Regions from separate parts of the Homo sapiens genome. Here region 2 is linked to region 1. The links are chromatin loops, found by intact Hi-C in ENCODE. Cell type or tissue: psoas muscle. All regions are shown on one strand. Each heading gives the region's core, and the rest is flanking DNA. Links, peaks and the distances in the headings are about the cores only.

The links. A loop is a pair of places that touch in the nucleus more often than their neighbours do. Peaks named below come from ENCODE experiments on the same cell type or tissue, not always from the same donor. Only the 100,000 strongest peaks of a DNase experiment are listed, where the experiment ranks them.
Region 2: it touches region 1 in a loop (4-fold over the local background); 4 of 110 quality-filtered maps call a loop at or near these places.

The regions. Positions count from the first base shown.
Region 1 is chr10:98,254,536-98,263,623 of GRCh38, reverse strand. It overlaps LOXL4 (lysyl oxidase like 4), which reads left to right. Exons shown (of 15, transcript NM_032211.7): 2 at 573-881; 3 at 1,411-1,589; 4 at 2,497-2,702; 5 at 4,195-4,233; 6 at 4,396-4,615; 7 at 5,460-5,643; 8 at 5,820-5,974; 9 at 6,677-6,844; 10 at 7,885-8,047. The coding sequence starts at 605. Among named protein-coding and RNA genes, the nearest start is that of LOXL4, 9.1 kb to the left of the region's middle. RefSeq lists an enhancer at 1,251-2,140. In psoas muscle, for the core only: a CTCF peak has its summit at 903 (motif pointing left); DNase peaks (open chromatin) are centred at 843, 3,389, 3,854 and 7,993.
Region 2 is chr10:98,660,100-98,669,187 of GRCh38, reverse strand. All of the region lies in intron 6 of HPSE2 (heparanase 2 (inactive)), which reads left to right. Among named protein-coding and RNA genes, the nearest start is that of HPS1, 220 kb to the right of the region's middle. In psoas muscle, for the core only: a CTCF peak has its summit at 4,540 (motif pointing right); no DNase peak of the experiment used is centred there; H3K27me3 peaks cover 624 bases.

The DNA of each region.
Region 1 (9,088 bases), core at 416-8,415:
CCCTTTCTGCTCCAGCCTTCCATGTGCCTTCTAGGTGAAGGCGGCACTTCACACATTTGATTAGGGTGCTAGGAACATCAGAAGGTGGTGGCAGTGTCCCTGGGGTAGATAGTCTTGACCTGAGGGCACCCTGGGGGCATCCCCGTGACTCAAATGGTGGACCACCTCGTCTGCCTACACATAAGATTTTAGGTGTATAAGAGCTGCTGTTTATTGTGTACTCACCAATGCTAGGACTTTGCTAAGCACTTTCCATACGGTGTTTTATTTAACACTCAACAACACCGTGAGATGGAGATTACTATCCCCATTTTACAGATGAGGAGACTGAGACTCAGTGAGGTTAAGTTTAAACTTCCTCAAGGTCATGGCGAATGTGGTGGATTTGAACCAAATCAGCTAACCTGGCCCAGACTCAATTAATGCCACTGTGTGTGTGTGTGCGCGTGCACACACACACACATTTGAGGGGGGTTTTCTTTCCTTTGTCTTGCCAGGAGCTGCCAAATTGCTGCAGAGGTCTGAGATCTGGGTAGAGGTGGTGATCACTGTCATGTTTACTCATTCCTCAGGTATCTTGGCCTCAGCTGTCCTTGAAGTCACCATGGCGTGGTCCCCACCAGCCACCCTCTTTCTGTTCCTGCTGCTGCTAGGCCAGCCCCCTCCCAGCAGGCCACAGTCACTGGGCACCACTAAGCTCCGGCTGGTGGGCCCAGAGAGCAAGCCAGAGGAGGGCCGCCTGGAGGTGCTGCACCAGGGCCAGTGGGGCACCGTGTGTGATGACAACTTTGCTATCCAGGAGGCCACAGTGGCTTGCCGCCAGCTGGGCTTCGAAGCTGCCTTGACCTGGGCCCACAGTGCCAAGTACGGCCAAGGGGAGGGTGAGTGACTGGTGCCACCTAGTGGGATGGCAAGGAGATGGTAACAGTCTTCTTGGGCTGGGCTCACTGACACCCACCCATCCTTTAATACCCTGCTCATGTGACCTCCTCCACACGGCATTTCCTGAGTGCCTCAGCTGCACATGGCCCCTACTCCCACCCTCCCATTCTCTCTTGTAATAAGGCCACCGCCGTCACCACCACTAAACTCTAAGTTCCTTGAACATAGCAATTGGCACACAGTGGGTGCTTAGAGAATGTTGAATGAAAAAATGGGCAAACAGGTAGGTCTGATTCCTAGAGCTACCCGGCATTTTCCAAAAACAGATTCTCTAAGAGCCAGCACCCAAAGGAGGTAGCAGGCAGGGTTATAAATACTTATTCCCCAGGAGACCCAAACTTCCTCCTCCCTGCCACTTTCTCCCAGGGTTTGGAAGAGGTGACTTGGTAAGTGTGGGGTCCTATGCAGGAGGCAGAGCCTGTGACCTGCCTCTCTGTGCCATCTTTGAGCATCACCTCCACTCCACAGGACCCATCTGGCTGGACAATGTGCGCTGTGTGGGCACAGAGAGCTCCTTGGACCAGTGCGGGTCTAATGGCTGGGGAGTCAGTGACTGCAGTCACTCAGAAGACGTAGGGGTGATATGCCACCCCCGGCGCCATCGTGGCTACCTTTCTGAAACTGTCTCCAATGCCCTTGGGCCCCAGGTGAGGAGGCTGTTCAGGCTCTGGTCTGAGCCAAGGGCTGGGTCAGAGAACAGAGAGCCTCCCAGAAGACGGGCCTAGAGGATAAGCGAGGGGAAAGGGTGCAGTCTGCACTGAGCATCGTCCCCAGGCCGCCGACTCCTGAGTGTGCCCTGCAGCAGGTGCATAAATAGAGGGCCCCAGCCTGAGGCAAGGCAGGCCAGAGGACCAGAGCTGACCCCACTGGGAATCGCAGAAGCTGCTCCCGTAAGGGAGACAGCATTGGGTAAGGGGCTCCCTCATCCATGAGGCCTGGCCACAATTGCTGCCTCTTCCCAGCACAAACAACCCTGAGCTAAAAACAGCCCAAGCCAAACAACAGGAGCGGGCAGGGCAGGGCTCTGCTGCCAGGCAGCCTCCAGCCTCAGGACAGCTGGCCATGGCCACTGAATGCAGCGTGTTGTGATGGGGACTCTGTACTGGTCTAAGTCATCCCAGGGCTAGGGTTGGGGGTTCTTGTGGGCCATAGGATCCTGCTGTGGTCTCAAGCAGCTGGTCTATGCCCATCTCAGCTCTCTCAGGGTGGTACAGAGAAGGCCCTTCCATGCCCAGCAAAAGCCTCCCAAACTCCAAGGGCTCCCATCCTGATCCCAGCGGGGGCCAGATCTGCCTAGTTCTCTCCAATTTGACAAATTCGAGGAACTGAGGGAAAGGGCTTAGACAAGCTGAGGTTCTGCCTTGCACTTACTCTGTGGCCTTTGATAATGCCTCCCCTTCTCTGGGCCTCAGTTTCCTGGCCTGTTCAATGACCGGGCTGGGTGGGATGGTCTCGAAAAGCTCCAAGCCCCAGCCTTTCTGCATGAAGATCTGCAGCAGGCTCCACTGGAGGAGCAGGAGCCCCGAGGCCCACAGGTGACTGTGCACCCCGCAGGGCCGGCGGCTGGAGGAGGTGCGGCTCAAGCCCATCCTTGCCAGTGCCAAGCAGCATAGCCCAGTGACCGAGGGAGCCGTGGAGGTGAAGTATGAGGGCCACTGGCGGCAGGTGTGTGACCAGGGCTGGACCATGAACAACAGCAGGGTGGTGTGCGGGATGCTGGGCTTCCCCAGCGAGGTGCCTGTCGACAGCCACTACTACAGGTAGGAGGGCGGCTGGCGTAGGCCCCACAGGAGGCAGGGTTGTGGGGCAGGGACTGAGTGTGTGTTCATGTGCGTGCATGTGATGTAGGGTGTGTGCATGAGTCTGAGTGTGGACTCATGTGAGGGGCAAGTAAGTATGCACACAGGCGAGTGTGTGATGTGTGTGGCATGTGGGACCTCGCAGAGTTCAGTGAGTACTGACTGGCAGTGGTGTTGTCTGTGGCAGGACATCCAGCAGGTGTTGGGATTGGGGGAGAGAAAACAGGCCCTACTGAGGAATGTGCCCAGATTTCTTGCTTCACGGGTGCCTCAGAATAATAAACAGGAAAGTGAATAAGGAGGACCTTCAGGATCCTGGGAAATACCTAGAAACAGTCAGAAAACAAACACTGCACTCTCGAATTATGTAAACAGAATTAACTAGGTACAGAACGCCCCCCCACCCCCCGCCCCCGGTGAAAACAGTTGAACATAAAACCGCGTGTCCTTGGTTAAAACACTAGACTTTCCTGCAGATACTTGCAGTGACACCCACGTGTAGAGTTTAGACAAACTGTTCTGGCCTCAGCTCAGCCAGTGACTGGCGTTAGGGCTTTGGGGAGGGCCTCTGAGCCTCCATCCTCAATTCCACTGCGAATATCCCAACGCTTCCCTCCTGAATTTCCTCAGCTCTGATCAAGCCAGGCTGTGACTGGGTTGTGTGTAAGTGAGGCGTGGGGTGGGGCACCTGGAGAGAGGAGACATAAAAATATTCTGTCAGAAACAAGGCGGAACTGTCACAACTGATTGCATCAACCAGTAAACGACAGCCACAGTCATGGTTCTGCCAGATCCGTGTCAGGGAGGACTTGTGTGTTTCCCATCAAGTGAGAAGTCTCCCGTAGTACGTCTGAGTCATCTGCCACCCCAATCAGTTTGATCCTGCTTCCCTAAAGGGTTAGAAGGCCCTTGTTGCAGTGACTTAGAGGAACCCCGTTCTGAGGAAACAGGGGTGCTGGTCAGCCTCTGGCTCCATCCTTGGGGATCCTGGGATGCAGCCTGACTCCCCCTGCCTGGTAATTGCACACCTGGGTCTCGCTGACTTGCCTGCCACCCATGAGGAGGGCAGGCCTGATGGTAGCCTGGGTGTCTCTGGGCGGGCCGCCCCCACCAGCAAGGCCTTCACCTCCCACCTGTCCCCAGAGGGCCCCTTCTCTTGGGCCCTCCCTAAATGCTCCCCTTCCTCTGGACTTCGGAGAGGGCAAGCCTGATCCACCTGCCCCCACTCTAGGACTGGCCGAGGGACCTTGCTTGCCTTCCTTGTAAAATGGTTATTTGTGAGGTGGCCACCCCGTCAGGGCTGCTGTGAAGCTCAGCATTGAAATCAGATTAGTGAATAAGTTTACAAAATGTAAAGTCCTGTGCAAACTTAAGGACAACTATGAGGAACCAGGTGGCAGGGGGTGGGACTTCCACACCCCTTCCACCTCCTATCTGTTTTCTCCCATAACAGGAAAGTCTGGGATCTGAAGATGAGGGACCCTAAGTCTAGGTGAGGAGCAGCACCCTAGAGGGAGGAGGCAAAGGGGTGTGGCATGAAGGGCCTCTATCCCATCCCCTACCCTCCCCTTCCCTCCTTTCTACCTTGGCCTCCCTTAGTCCTGAAGCTCTTCCCTCAGCCCTTCCTCCACCCTCAGTCTCCCTTGTCCTCTAGGCTGAAGAGCCTGACGAATAAGAACTCCTTCTGGATCCACCAGGTCACCTGCCTGGGGACAGAGCCCCACATGGCCAACTGCCAGGTGCAGGTGGCTCCAGCCCGGGGCAAGCTGCGGCCAGCCTGCCCAGGTGGCATGCACGCTGTGGTCAGCTGTGTGGCAGGGCCTCACTTCCGCCCACCGAAGACAAAGCCACAACGCAAAGGGTCCTGGGCAGAGGTGAGCCCTGGGCATCCTGCACTCACACCACAGCTTGGAGGCACGGGCGGGACACTGCCTGGTGGGGGGTGCGGGGAGGTCCAGGACACGCAGGAGAGAGGAACCAGACTGGGAGGAGGAGAGTGAATCACAGAACTGTAGAACCTTGGAATGTATTTAAAAGGGATCATTTATAGCCCTACCATAAATGGAAAGCTGACATCACCCGCCTTGAATAGAAGGTGACCGTAAAAACAGTAATTAAATCCTAACTACATTCCACTGAGGGCTGGTACTGATCCTGAGCCTGCTCCTGAGCCTGCTCCTTTGTTTTAAAGAGGAGATGAGCAAGTGCTTATGAGGTGGTAGAGACGCCTCAGTGCCAAACTGAGATGCCCTCATGAGGTGGTACAGATGCCGTGAGGTGGTACAGATGCCTCAGCGCCACACTGAGATGGCCTCGTGAGGTGGTACAGACACCTTAGTGCCACACTGAGATGGCCTCGTGAGGTGGTACAGATACCTTAGTGCCACACTGAGATAGCCTCGTGAGGTGGTACAGACACCTTAGTGCCACACTGAGATGGCCTTGTGAGGTGGTACAGATGCCTTAGCGCCACACTTGAGACGGCATCCTTGATGAGGCTGTGGGGGTGATTGGTCATTGAAGAAATGGAGATCAAGAAAAACAGCTTATTCAGGGTGACAGCTATGGGAAGTCAGAAGCAGGACTGGAACTCCCCATCCTTGGCTCTGGCCACCGCCATGGAACTTGAAGGAGCCCCGTTGGGGATCCCGCTGTGGGGGCTCAGCCCCTGCTGGTGCCTCCTCCTCAGCCGTCCCTGAAGCAGGTTTCTCCCAGCAGGAGCCGAGGGTGCGCCTGCGCTCCGGGGCCCAGGTGGGCGAGGGCCGGGTGGAAGTGCTCATGAACCGCCAGTGGGGCACGGTCTGTGACCACAGGTGGAACCTCATCTCTGCCAGTGTCGTGTGTCGTCAGCTGGGCTTTGGCTCTGCTCGGGAGGCCCTCTTTGGGGCCCGGCTGGGCCAAGGTGAGTGAGACAGCCTGGGAGGGGTTAGAAGGCCTGGATATGCCACTGGTCCATGTCTTGAAGGCCCTGGGGTGACAGGGCCAGGACAGAAAGTTATCCCCCTCTGTGAAGGGGAAGCCACAAGTGTGGGGTTACGGAGATGGAGCCTCGCACACAGCACCTCTCTCCCCATCTAGGGCTAGGGCCCATCCACCTGAGTGAGGTGCGCTGCAGGGGATATGAGCGGACCCTCAGCGACTGCCCTGCCCTGGAAGGGTCCCAGAATGGTTGCCAACATGAGAATGATGCTGCTGTCAGGTGCAATGTCCCTAACATGGGCTTTCAGAATCAGGTGAGTTTGGGTCTGAGCATGGCCTCAGGCTGGGGGCCGGGAAACCCTGGGGAGTCCCCAGGACACCACATCGAGCTAGCGGGGAGAGGTCCAGGAGGAGCGGCTAGCGCTTCTGCTTTGGGCACCAGTCTGCCTTCCCTTAGAGCCGACCTGGCTGCAGCCCCTCCGAAATGTCAGAGGCCACAGGGGCTCTGCAGATGGATGTGCTCTCCCATACCCGTCTCGGGTCCCCTGTGAAGCTGAGAAAGAAGGTGCCTGGGAAAGAGGGCCACAGGGCTGTCGGCACGAGGGAGTCTGTGTGGGATGCTCAGGGCAAAGTGTCAGTGCTAACATGGACTGTGAGCAAGTCACTGGTGCCACTGTAAAATGGGGTTCACGCTCTCAGGGGGTCACTGTGAATGAGGCAAGGGACATGAAAGCCCTTTGCAAATTGCCAGTTGTCGTTAATGGTGGAGGGCAAGTGCCAGAGCAGGAGGAGCCCCTGGTCCAGGCACTTTGAGTCAGATTTCTCTAGCAGGCAGGGACATTAGAGACTACCTGCTACACTGTCCTCACCTTACAGAGAAGGAGACCAAGGCAGAGAAGGGGACTGTCTTGTCTAGGGTGACACAGTGAGCTGGCTTGGGCAGACCTCCAGGCTCGCAGCCCTGAGCTCTTCCCTGCAAGGCTACCCCACTCCTCACACACCCCTCGCCATTGCAGGTGCGCTTGGCTGGTGGGCGTATCCCTGAGGAGGGGCTATTGGAGGTGCAGGTGGAGGTGAACGGGGTCCCACGCTGGGGGAGCGTGTGCAGTGAAAACTGGGGGCTCACCGAAGCCATGGTGGCCTGCCGACAGCTCGGCCTGGGTTTTGCCATCCATGCCTACAAGGTAGGTCCCTCTGTTGTTTCTTCCGTATGACCTCTCACCCTCCTGTTCTGAGGCCCAAAACTTCCTGTGCTAAAGCTGCTGCCTCTTTGCCCATTTGGCAATTCATTACTGAGTGAAACTATGAGCCGACATGATGCTGAGTGCTGGGAACAGTGTGGTAAACAAGAAGACATAGTCCTAATGAAATCGTCAATGAGGGACACATTTGCATCTGCAGGAAAGATGAATAGAAATTAGTCAGACAAGGTGGAGGAGGAATGAATAGCTTATGCAAAAGCCCTGTGGCCAGAGAAAGCTTGATTCAGCTGAGGAAATCAGGGCCAGGGATTGTAGTGTGGCTCTCTCTCGAGAGTGCTGTCAAACATGAGGGCAGAGGAGGCAGGGGCAAGATCACTCAAAGCTTGCAATCCACATGTTTGAAAGATTTCTTCCTTTGCTGTTTGGAAAACGTTGGGTGGAGATTAACATGAATGCAAGGAAACACACTCAGGAGGCTATTGTAGTAGCCCAGGTGAGAAATGAGGCTGGACTGGACCAGGTAGTCCAGGAGAAATAAGTGGATAGATCTAAAATACATCAAAAAATAAAATCAAGAGGACTTAGGCATGACCGCAACAGAGAAACCTCTGCACTTGCACCCACACTGGCTGCCGCACAGTGTGGACTGGGCAACCCTGAGCACAACTGACGATCTGGGCCGCTTGAGGAGCAGCTGGGGAAATGTGAGCACAGCCCCCAGGGAGAGGGGCGGGGAACAGGACCCTCCTCTGCCATCTGGAAGAGAGAGGGGTGTAGGGCCAGTAGTGGAAGCCACGGTGGGTGGATTTTTACCTCCATATGTGGTGGGGATTTCTAACATCAGAAGGGTCCAAATGTGTCATGGACTGCCCCAGGGAATTCGGGTTCTCATCACTGAAGATTTTCAGGCCCAGGCTGGACACAACCCGGTGGGGGTGGTATGACTGAGGCCACACCTCAGATGGGAGTCAGGAGGTGACTCCAAAGGCACGCTGACTGGGTGACGCTGGCTGTCTTCTTAGGAAACCTGGTTCTGGTCGGGGACGCCAAGGGCCCAGGAGGTGGTGATGAGTGGGGTGCGCTGCTCAGGCACAGAGCTGGCCCTGCAGCAGTGCCAGAGGCACGGGCCGGTGCACTGCTCCCACGGTGGCGGGCGCTTCCTGGCTGGAGTCTCCTGCATGGACAGTGAGTGACGGAGGGCTCACAGGGCTGGGGACAGGTAGGCCTGTGCTCCCCTTCAGGGAGGGCCCTGCATGCTGGTCCCAGGTCTATGGCCAGCAGCATGGGGGAATGAAAGTACCAGCTCTGCCATTTCCCAGCTGTGTGGCCAAATCACCCATCCCATCAGGATCCATACCCTGCCCCCTCACGGAGTTATTGTGAGAAAGAACACTGAGAACATGAGGAAGCACAAGGACACGGAACGGCGGTTTTCAACTTTGGGTTATGACCAACAGTTACAAACAATGAAACAGGACAGAAAACAGCAAGGGCAGTTTTTCCTTGGAACTATGTGTATACTGGGTTACAGCATAAAATGTATTTCTTACTGTGGTTTGTAGTCAGAAAAGCAGTTTGAAAGCTGTCGTAGAGGACATACAAATATGAGCACACCCGGGGCCAAGGCCCAGCTGTGTGTTCTCTTCCTGAGCTGTGGGATTTACCCAAAAAGACTTTGGGACAAGGCCATCTGTGGCATTGCTCTGCCCCACAAACCCAGATTCTTAGGGCAGCAGCATCTCTGACATCTCCCAGCCAGGTCAGTGCCAAGATGGACTATATCCAGCCCAAAGGTTACAGATAGCATCAACCCAAGTGGCCACTTGACCTTGTTCGTGGCCAAATTTCGACACCAAGATATCCTTCATCTTTGTCAGTGAGCTCCTGGCTTCCTCTCTGTCCAGGGCACCCTGGGGAGAACACTGGGCCCATCCATCAGACCCTCCCCTGCAGGGATGGGGCATGAGAGTGGACCTCCCCATCACCAAGGCCTCCCAGCACGTGGGGAGCCTGCTCCTCACTTGACTCCCCTTCCTGGGAACCTCGAACCCCTCCCTGCTCCACTGCCTACAGTGGGAGCGCTCTTCTTGAACACATTTGATCCTTCACGACAACTTGGCACAGTCAGCCAATCTGCAGTCTCTGTAACCACCTGTTTTTCCTCCCTGGCTTTTCACATTGCTTTCTTTCCTTTACTCTCTCTTCTCATTCTCTCTGAAAGCTCGC
Region 2 (9,088 bases), core at 345-8,344, 410 kb before region 1:
GCATCTTATTGTGGTTTTGATTTGCATTTCTCTAATGATTAGTGATTTGAGTATTTTTTAATATGTTTGTGAGCCACTTGTACATCTTCTTTTGATAAGCATCTCTTCATCTCCTTTGCCTATTTTTAATTGGATTATTTGGGTTTGCTTGTTTATTTAAGTTCCTTATAGATTCTGGATAGTAGACCTTTATTGAATACATACTTTGTGAATATTTTCTCTAGGCTATTTACTCCATTGTTAATTTATTTTGCTGTGCAGAAGCTCTTTCGTTTAATGAAGTCCCACTTGTCAATTTTTGTTTTTGTCGCAATTGGTTTTGGTGACTTAGCCACAAATTCTTTACCAAAACCATATGGAGAAGGGTATTTCCTACATTTTCTTTAGGACTTTTATAGTTTGAGGTATTACATTTAAATCTTTAATCCATCTTGAGTTGAGTTTTGTATATGGTGAAATGTAGTCCAGATTCATTATTTTGCATATGGTTAGCCAGTTATTCCAGCACCGTTGATTGAATAGGAAGTCGTTTCTACATTGCTTATTTTTGTCAAGTTCATTGAAGATCAGATGGTTATAGCTGTGTGGCTTTATTTCCAGGTTCTCTATTCTGTTACAATGGTCTATAAGTCTGTTTTTGTACCCATACCATGCTGTTTTGGTTACTGTAGCCTTTTAGTGAAGTTGGGTAACATTATGTCTCTGGCGTTGTTCTTTTTGCTTAGGATTGCTTTGGCTAATCGGGCTCCTTTTTGGTTCCATGTGAATTTTAGAATAGTCTTTTCTACTTCCTTGAAAAATGACATTGGTGTTTTGATAGGGATAACACTGAATCTGTAAATTACTTTGGAAAGTGTGGCCATTTTAACAATATTGATTCTTCCAATCAATGAGCATGGAATATTTTTCTATTTATTTGTGTAATTTCATTACTTTCAGCAGTATTTTGTAATTCCTCTTATAGATGTATTTTACCCTCCTTGGTTAGATATATTCCTAGGTATTTATTTTTTATGGCTATTATAAATGTGATTGTGTTCTTGATTTGGCTTTCAGCTAGAATGTTATTGGTGTATTGAAATGCCACCGATTTCTGTATATTGATTTTGTATCCTGAAACTTTACTGAGATCAATTATCAGTTCCAGGAGCCTTTTGGGTTTTCTATGCATAAAATTATATCATCAGCAAAGAGAAATAGGTTGATTTCTTCTTCTCTTATTTGGATGCCTTTTATTTCTTTGTCTTGCCTGATTGCTCTAGCTGGGACTTCCAATACCATGTTGAATAGAAATGCTAAGAGTGGGCATCCTCGTCTTGTTCCAGTTCTCAAGGGGAATGGTTGTAGCTTTTCCGCATTCAATATGATGTTGGCCGTGGATTTGTCATAGATGGCTTTTATTATTTTGATGTATGTGCCTTTGATGCCTAGCCCCTGTTGAGGGTTTTTGCAATTAAACAATGTTGAAATTTATTGAAGGCTTGTTCTGCATCTATTGAGATAATCATATGGTTTTTGTTTTTGATTCTGTTTATGTGGTTAATCACAATTATTGATTTGCATATGTTGAACCAACCTTGCATATCAGGAATAATGCCTACTTGATTGTGGTGAATTAACTTTTTGATGTGCTGCTAAATTTGGTTTGCTAATATTTATTAAAGATTTTTGTGTCTGTGTTCATCAGGGATATTGGCCTGAAGTTTTCTTTTTTCATTGTGTCTCTGCCAGATTTTGGTATCAGGATGGATACTGGCTTCATAAAATGAGTTAGGGAGGAGATCCTCCGCCTTTATTTTTTGGAATAGTTTCAGTATGATTGATACCAGTTCTTCTTTGTACATCTGGTAGAATTTGGCTGTGAATTCATCTGTGTGAGGGCTCCTTTTAGTTGGCAGGCTTTTTATTACTGACTCAACTTCTGAGTTTATTATTGTTCTGTTCAGGCTTTCACTTTCCTCCTGGTTCAATCTTGAGAGGTTGTGTGCTTCTAGGAATTTATCCATTTCCTCTAGATTGTCTACTTTGTGTACATAGAGGTGTTCATAATAGTCCCTGAGGATCTTTTCTATTCTATTCTATTTCTGTGGGATTGGTTTTAATGTCATCTTTGTCTTTCTGATTGTGCTTATTTGAATCTTTTTTTTTCCTTTGTTAATCTAGCTAGATGTTTAACAATCTTTTTTATTCCTTTGAAGAACCAACTCTTGGTTTTATTGATCTTTTGTATGGACTTTTGGGTCTCAGTTTTGTTCAGTTCTTCTCTGACTTAATTATTACTCTTTTTCTTCTAGAAATAATTATTTTTTGTCTTATTTCTCTAGGTGCAATGTTAGCTTATTAATTTGAAATTTTTTAACTACTTAATGAAGGTGTTTAGTGCTACAAACTTTTCTCTTACCACCACTTTAGTGGCATCCCAAGGATTTTGGTAAGTTGTGTTTCCATTTTCATTAGTTTCAAGGAATTTTTTATTTCTGCTTTAATTTCATTGTTCGCTCAAGAGTTATTCAGGAGCAAGTTGTTTAATTTCCATGTTTTTGTGTAGTTCTGAGAGATCTTCTTGGTATTAATTTCTATTTTTATTGTACTGCAGTTCAAGAGTATGCCTGGTATTATTTTGATTTTTTTAAATTTATTGAGACTTGCTCTATGACTCAGCATGTAGTCAATCTTAGAATATGTTCCATGAGCAGATGAGAAAAATGTATATGCTGTGGTTGTTGGGTGGAATGTTCTGCAGATGTCTATTAGGTCCAATTGGTCAAGAATTGCATGTAAGTCTAGACTTTCCTTGTTAGTTAGTTTCCTGCCTCAATGATCTAACACTGTCAGTGGAGTGTTAAAGTCCCCTGCTATTACTGTGTGGCTGTCTAAGTCTTTTCATAGGTCAAGAAGAACTTGTTTTATAAATCTGGGTGGGTGCTCCAATTTGGCTGCATATATATTAGGATAGTTAGGGCTTCTTGTTGAATTGAATCCTTTATCATTATGCAATACTCCTTTTTGTCCTTTCTGATTGTTGACTTAAAGTCTGTTTTATCTGATACAAGAATAGCTACTCCTGTTCTTTTTTGCTTTCTGTTTGCATGTTAGATCTTTATTCATCCCTTTACTTTGAGCCTGTGGATGTTATTACATGTGAGATTGGTTTCTTGAAGACAGCAGACAGTTGGGTCTAGTCATTTTATCCAGCTTGTCACTCTATGCCTTTTAAGTGGGGCATTTAGACCATTCACATTCAGGGTTAGTATTTATATGTGAGATTTTGATCCTGTCATCATGTTATTAGCTTTTTGTTTTGTAAATTTGATCGTGTAATTGCTTTATATTGTCTGTGGGCTATGTGCTTGAGTGACTTTTGTGGTAGCAGGTATCAACCTTTTGTTCCCATGTTTAGCACTCCCTTAAGGACTTCTTATAAGGCTGGTCTGGTAATAACCAATTCCCTTACTGTTTGGTTGTCTGAGAAGGATTGTATCCTCCTTTGCTTATGAAGCTGAGTTTGGTGGGATATGAAATTGTTGGTTGGAATTTCTTTTCTTTGAGGATGCTGAAAAAAGGCTGCAATCTCTTCTGGCTTGTAAGTTTTCTGCTGAAAGGTCTGCTGCTAGCCTGATGGGGTTCCCTTTGTAAATGACCTGACCTTTCTCTCTAGCTGCATTTAAGATTTTTTCTTTTTCATTTACCATGGTGAATCTGATGACTGTGTGCCTTGAGGATGGTTGTCTTACATGGTCTCTCACAGGGGCTCCCTGTATTTCTTGAATTTGCATGTCCACATCCCTAGAGAGATTGGGGAAATTTTCATGGACTCTTTCTTCAAATATGTTTTCCAAGTTGCTTACTCTCTTATCTTCTCTCTCTGGAATGTCAGTGAGTCATAGATTTTGTCTCTTTACATTATCCTGTATGTTTCAGAGGTTTTGTTCATTTAAATTTTTTTTCCTTTAGTTTTGTCTGAGTTGATTTGAAGAGTCAGTCTTCAAACTGAGAGTTTCCTCAGCTTGGTTTACTCTGCTGTTAGTGGTTCTGATTATATTATGAAATTCTTCTGGTGAATTCTTCAATTCTAGAAGTTAAGTTTGGTTCTTTCATAAAATGGCTACTTTATCTTTCAGTTCTTGGATCATTTTACTGGATTCCTTGGATTGGGTTTCAACTTTCTCCTGGATCTCAATGAGTTTCCTTGCCATCAAGATTCTGAATTCTGTGTCTGTCATTTCAGTCATTTCAATCTGATTAAGAACCATTTGGGGGTTGGGGTGGCTATTATATTCTTTTGGAGGTAAGGAGACACTCTGGCTTTTTGAATTGCCAGAATTCTTGTGCTGATTCTTTCTCATCTGAGAGGGCTTGTCTTTCTTTGTTTGTGACGTAAGATGAGTATAGTCAGTTGGCTTCATTTCTGGGTGCTTTCAGAGGGCAAAGGCTCTTAACAAGATCTTTATTTGTGTCTAGATTTTTGCCTTAGGTTTCACAGGCGCTATATACGGGCGAAATATTTTTAGTGTTGTAATTTGGATTACCATCCAGTAGATGGCGCCTGAGAGCGATGGCCGATAGATAAGCCCTTAGCCACCGGGCTCTTTTGTATTTCAGCGCATTGTCGATAGTGCTCTGTGATAGAGGGTGAGAGAGGTGATCCCTTTACCAGGTCCATTCCTGGGCCTTGGAAGAGCCCCTTCTGATCGGTGGTACTGTGCCCACGTTTCCTTTGCCAGGTGTTCTGAGCCATGGCGCTGCCTCAAGCAGATTCCCTGGCTGGCAAACAGGCTACACCCTTCTTGGACTGGCCCTGCAGAAGAAGGTAGGCCCTGCTTCCCTGCCAGCCCACAAACCCAGGCATCTCACCCCATTCAGTGTTCTGAGAGTGGGGGCTCTTCTCCTGCTTGGGCAGTGGGGGTGGGTGGAATCACCCGGTCCACCATCTGGGTGTTTACCAGGGTAACACAGTTGTGCCCACTGGCAGAGTTTAATCAGGGTCCCAGCCACTGTACTGAAAGCCCAAGCAAGTTTTGCCTGGCTAGGAGCAGCTGAGATGGGTAGAGTCATCTGGTCTGCCATCTGGGTGCCTACCAGGGTAACAAAGAGCTGTACCCACCAGCAGAGTTCAAGCAGTGGCAGAGTTGCTGCCCTGGAAGCCCGAGCCAGCGAGTCCCACTCTACTAGAAGCAGCAGGGGTGGGTGGAGTCAGCCATCTCACCTTTTCCCCAGCCAACATAGAGCTGAGCCTACCCACAGTGTTCAGACAAGGGCAAGGTCACCGTGCTGGAAGTGGGAGCCGAGCTTTGTCTGACAAAGAGGAATGGATCAGTCTGACTGTTCCCTGGCACCATGACTGTGACCACTACTGGCGTTATGGTAGCTGGTGCCAGGCTGCTCAAGGATCCAAGGCCTGTGGGGCTCCCCGTGGTCTTGAGTGGTACCTCTACAAAAATCTGGGTGGCTCTCTGTATCAGTCTAGAGGCCCATGGGGTTCAGGAAAGTTCTCCTGTTCCCAAGATTGCACAGGTCCTTGTGGGAACTGTGATCACCTGGTGGTTGTTACGTTCTCATTCTTTCCCCATATTAGGGAGCATCTCCTGGCTCTGCACTAGTCCAGGGCAGGCGGCTCCTCAGCTTCAGTCTTCTCTGTTCTTCCTGTGTCCCCTTGCTCCCTTGTTGGATCCCAACATGTTTTCTTAAAAGAGCCACTTGAAGAGTCACTATTTACCACTTTGTTTCCTCTCTGTGAGAGTGGCACATACTAGCCACTTCTAGTCAGCCCTAGAACCCTCTAGCCCTATTTTTTTTCTTATAGCACTTATCCTCAATATGAGTCCCTTATTAGGTTTTTTTCACCCTTCTAGAATATAAGTTCCATGAGAGCAGAGTTCCCTTCTAGAATCTAAGTTCCTTCTAGAATATAAGTTCCATGTCTCTTATTCACTGCTCTATCCCAAGTACCTAGAACAGTGCCTGGTACATAGCAGATACTTGGTAGTGATTGTTGAATGAGGGAACTAAAGGAAGATTGGTGAAGACTGGGGGCCTAATCAAACTGATTTTCGTTATGCCCAGAACATGTTTTGTGTTTTCGTGGAATGGCTAACCCTCATACCCCTGCCCTTATGTGTGTTCATCCTTTGTGACCCATATTAAGTCTTACTTCCCCTATAAATATTAAATGACCTTCATCTATTTCTAAACTCTTGTGGTCCTATCATGTCCTATCTTGGTCTCATCAAGTTGTTCTTTATTGTTTTTTAAATCTTTCTAAATTTATTATATAGGCTTGTATTATTTCCCTAAATAGATCTCTGTTTGTTTAATGCAAGTCAAACAGTATTTTTTGAGCTATACTGTTCAAGCATGTATTAGATGCTGATTATCCAAAACTTCTATGAGTTCCTAGCTGTAAAATAAGAGGAGGTTGGACTAGACTAGACATTGTTTTCTCAAAGTGCATTCTAAGGAAAATTCCACAGCATGACAATTGTTCATTTTAGGTTCAGTGGTACATGTGCAGGTTTGTTATTAGGTAAACTCATGTCACAGGGGTTTGTTGTACAGATTATTTCATCACCCAGGTACTAAGCCCAGTACTCAATGGTTATTTTTCTGATCCTCTGCCTCCTCCCATCCTTCACTCTCAACTATATCCCAGTGTCTGTTCCCCTCTTTGTGTCCATGTGGTCTCATCATTTAGCTCCCACTTATAAGTGAGAACATGCAGTATTTGGTTTTCTGTTCCTGTGTTTGTTTGCTAAGGATGATGGCCTTCAGCTCCATCCATGTTCCTGTAAAGGACATAATCTCATTCTTTTTTATGGCTTCATAGTATTATTAAATATATTTGTGAAACCCTAGATTAATTCATGTATGTTCACTGTGGTCTTCTCAGTCTAATGTGTACTGTCAGTTTCCGGGGGGGCACCCTTTGGGATGAGTGTTCCATGAACATACTTTGGAAAAATGCTACAACAAATGGTCGTTAAGATTCCTTCCATTTTGGCCAGGCACAGTGGCTCATGCCTGTAATCCTGGCACTCTGGGAAGCCGAGGCGGGCAGATCATGAGGTCAGGAGATCGAGACCATCCTGGCCAACATGGTGAAACCCTGTCTCTACTAAAATACAAAAAATTAGCCGGGCATGGTGGCACGCGCCTGTAGTCCCAGCTACTCAGGAGGCTGAGGCAGGGGAATCGCTTGAACCCAAAAGGCAGAGGTTGCAGTGAGCCAAGACCACTGCACTCCAGCCTGGCGACATAGCAAGACTCCATCTCAATAAAACAAATAAACAAAAAGAAGATTCCTTCCATTTTGAAAAGGCTGAAGTCCTAACTGACTTGCCCAAGGCCACACAGCTGCATAGTGTAAGAGTTTAGACTTAAATTGAGTTCTCTTGGACATTCATTGCACAAGGTCATTTATTTCACCTTTGTCTGTAATAGCAACAAATTAAAAACAACTTAATGTTTAGTAATAGGGAATTGACTAGATAAAAATTATGGTACAGGCTTGTAATGGAATACTAATTCAGATTAAAAAGGGAAAGAGGAAGCTCTTTGTGGACTGATATGAAACAAAGATATATTGTTTAGGTGAAAAAAGGAAAGTTAAGAACAATGTGCATAGAATATTATATAAAAATATGTTTTGGGGAAATATATACTCTGCTTATATGTGCTTAAAGTCACTTATATAAAAGAAACTGATAGCATTTGTTGCTTGCCTCCAAGGAGGGAAATAAAGTCACTAGGACATAGAGATGGGAGGAGACTTTTTACCATATGCTTTTTGTTCCTTTTGATTTCTGAGCCTTGTACATATATTAGCTACTCAGGAACTAAAATTAAATAAACTAAAAGCAATCCTAAGTGATTCTGATGCAACAGAGATTTGGAAACCAGTAAACTATATTTTCTTCTCCAAGACCAGAATCCTTTGGGACTTCATTAGTCCAAGTTTTATCATGCTGCTTCCAGTGACTTTTCTTATGTATCCTTTGAAGGAGATAATTATTTCCCATTACCTTCATCAGCCTCTCTGTCTTCTCAGCCTGCATCGGGCTTGTGATTCCCAGGGGAGCATTAGTGCAGGTTATCCTATGCCAAACAGGCTCATACACCCTGGGAGGAAGGCTGTGTCAGGGCAAGGAGGAGCTAAAGAATGGCTAGCAGTCCAGATTCAAGGTGGGTGTCCTGAGATGTGTCCTGGCCTCTGGTGCCAATTCAGCCTACTCCCTCTTTACATTTTAAATTTCTCCTCTTGAAAATTAGGATAATGGAACCTAACTAGGAAGGTTTTGAGGTTCACTGAGAGTGTAGATGAAAAGGTACTTGGCAAATATAGTGGGTTCCATATAGATGAAAGACAGGGATTCATTGTGAAGAGAAAATTGCTCAAGGGACACCAAATGCCATGACCATATGGTAGCATTGTTGCAAGGTCCCTGGTTCTACCCCCATCCCTCATAAAGGAAACAGAAGGAAAGGAAAGATGAAGGTCATCTTCAAACTCTGAAACTTCATCCTGAGTGTATAAGGGCCATTATGGGAAAGCCAAAGTGCAGAGACACAGCTGATGCCAAGAATTGCCTCCCTGTTCAAATGGGCTCCCTTGCCAGCCCTTTGCCAAAATTTTTCCTATGGCCAGGAGAGGCTATGGCATGCCAGGGGCACCTTTTAAAATCTACGTTTTTAATAGTGGCTAATTTTAAAAGTAGAACTTATAACTATTTTCAGAGGTATGGAAAGGAGCCCCAATAATAAGTTGTATGACCTTGGACCACAATTTCACCTCTCTGGGTTTCTACATCTATAAGTGAGAAGACCTTTATGATCATGTAGTCCCTTCCAGTTCTAAAGTAATAAAACCACCCAACACAACAGGAAAAGGGAAAAAAGAAATCCCAGGCATTTGTATAATTCTGCACTCATAGTGCTAACAAATTTAGAAAATAAATTTGCAATGAGAAGATTGTGCTGAGAATCCCTCAGGGATCAGCTGCCTCTTACTCATTAACACATGACCATTCTTTTCCCCTCATGTGTACTTCTGTTTGATCTGCCCCCCAGCAGCACTTTCTCTCTTCATTCAGAC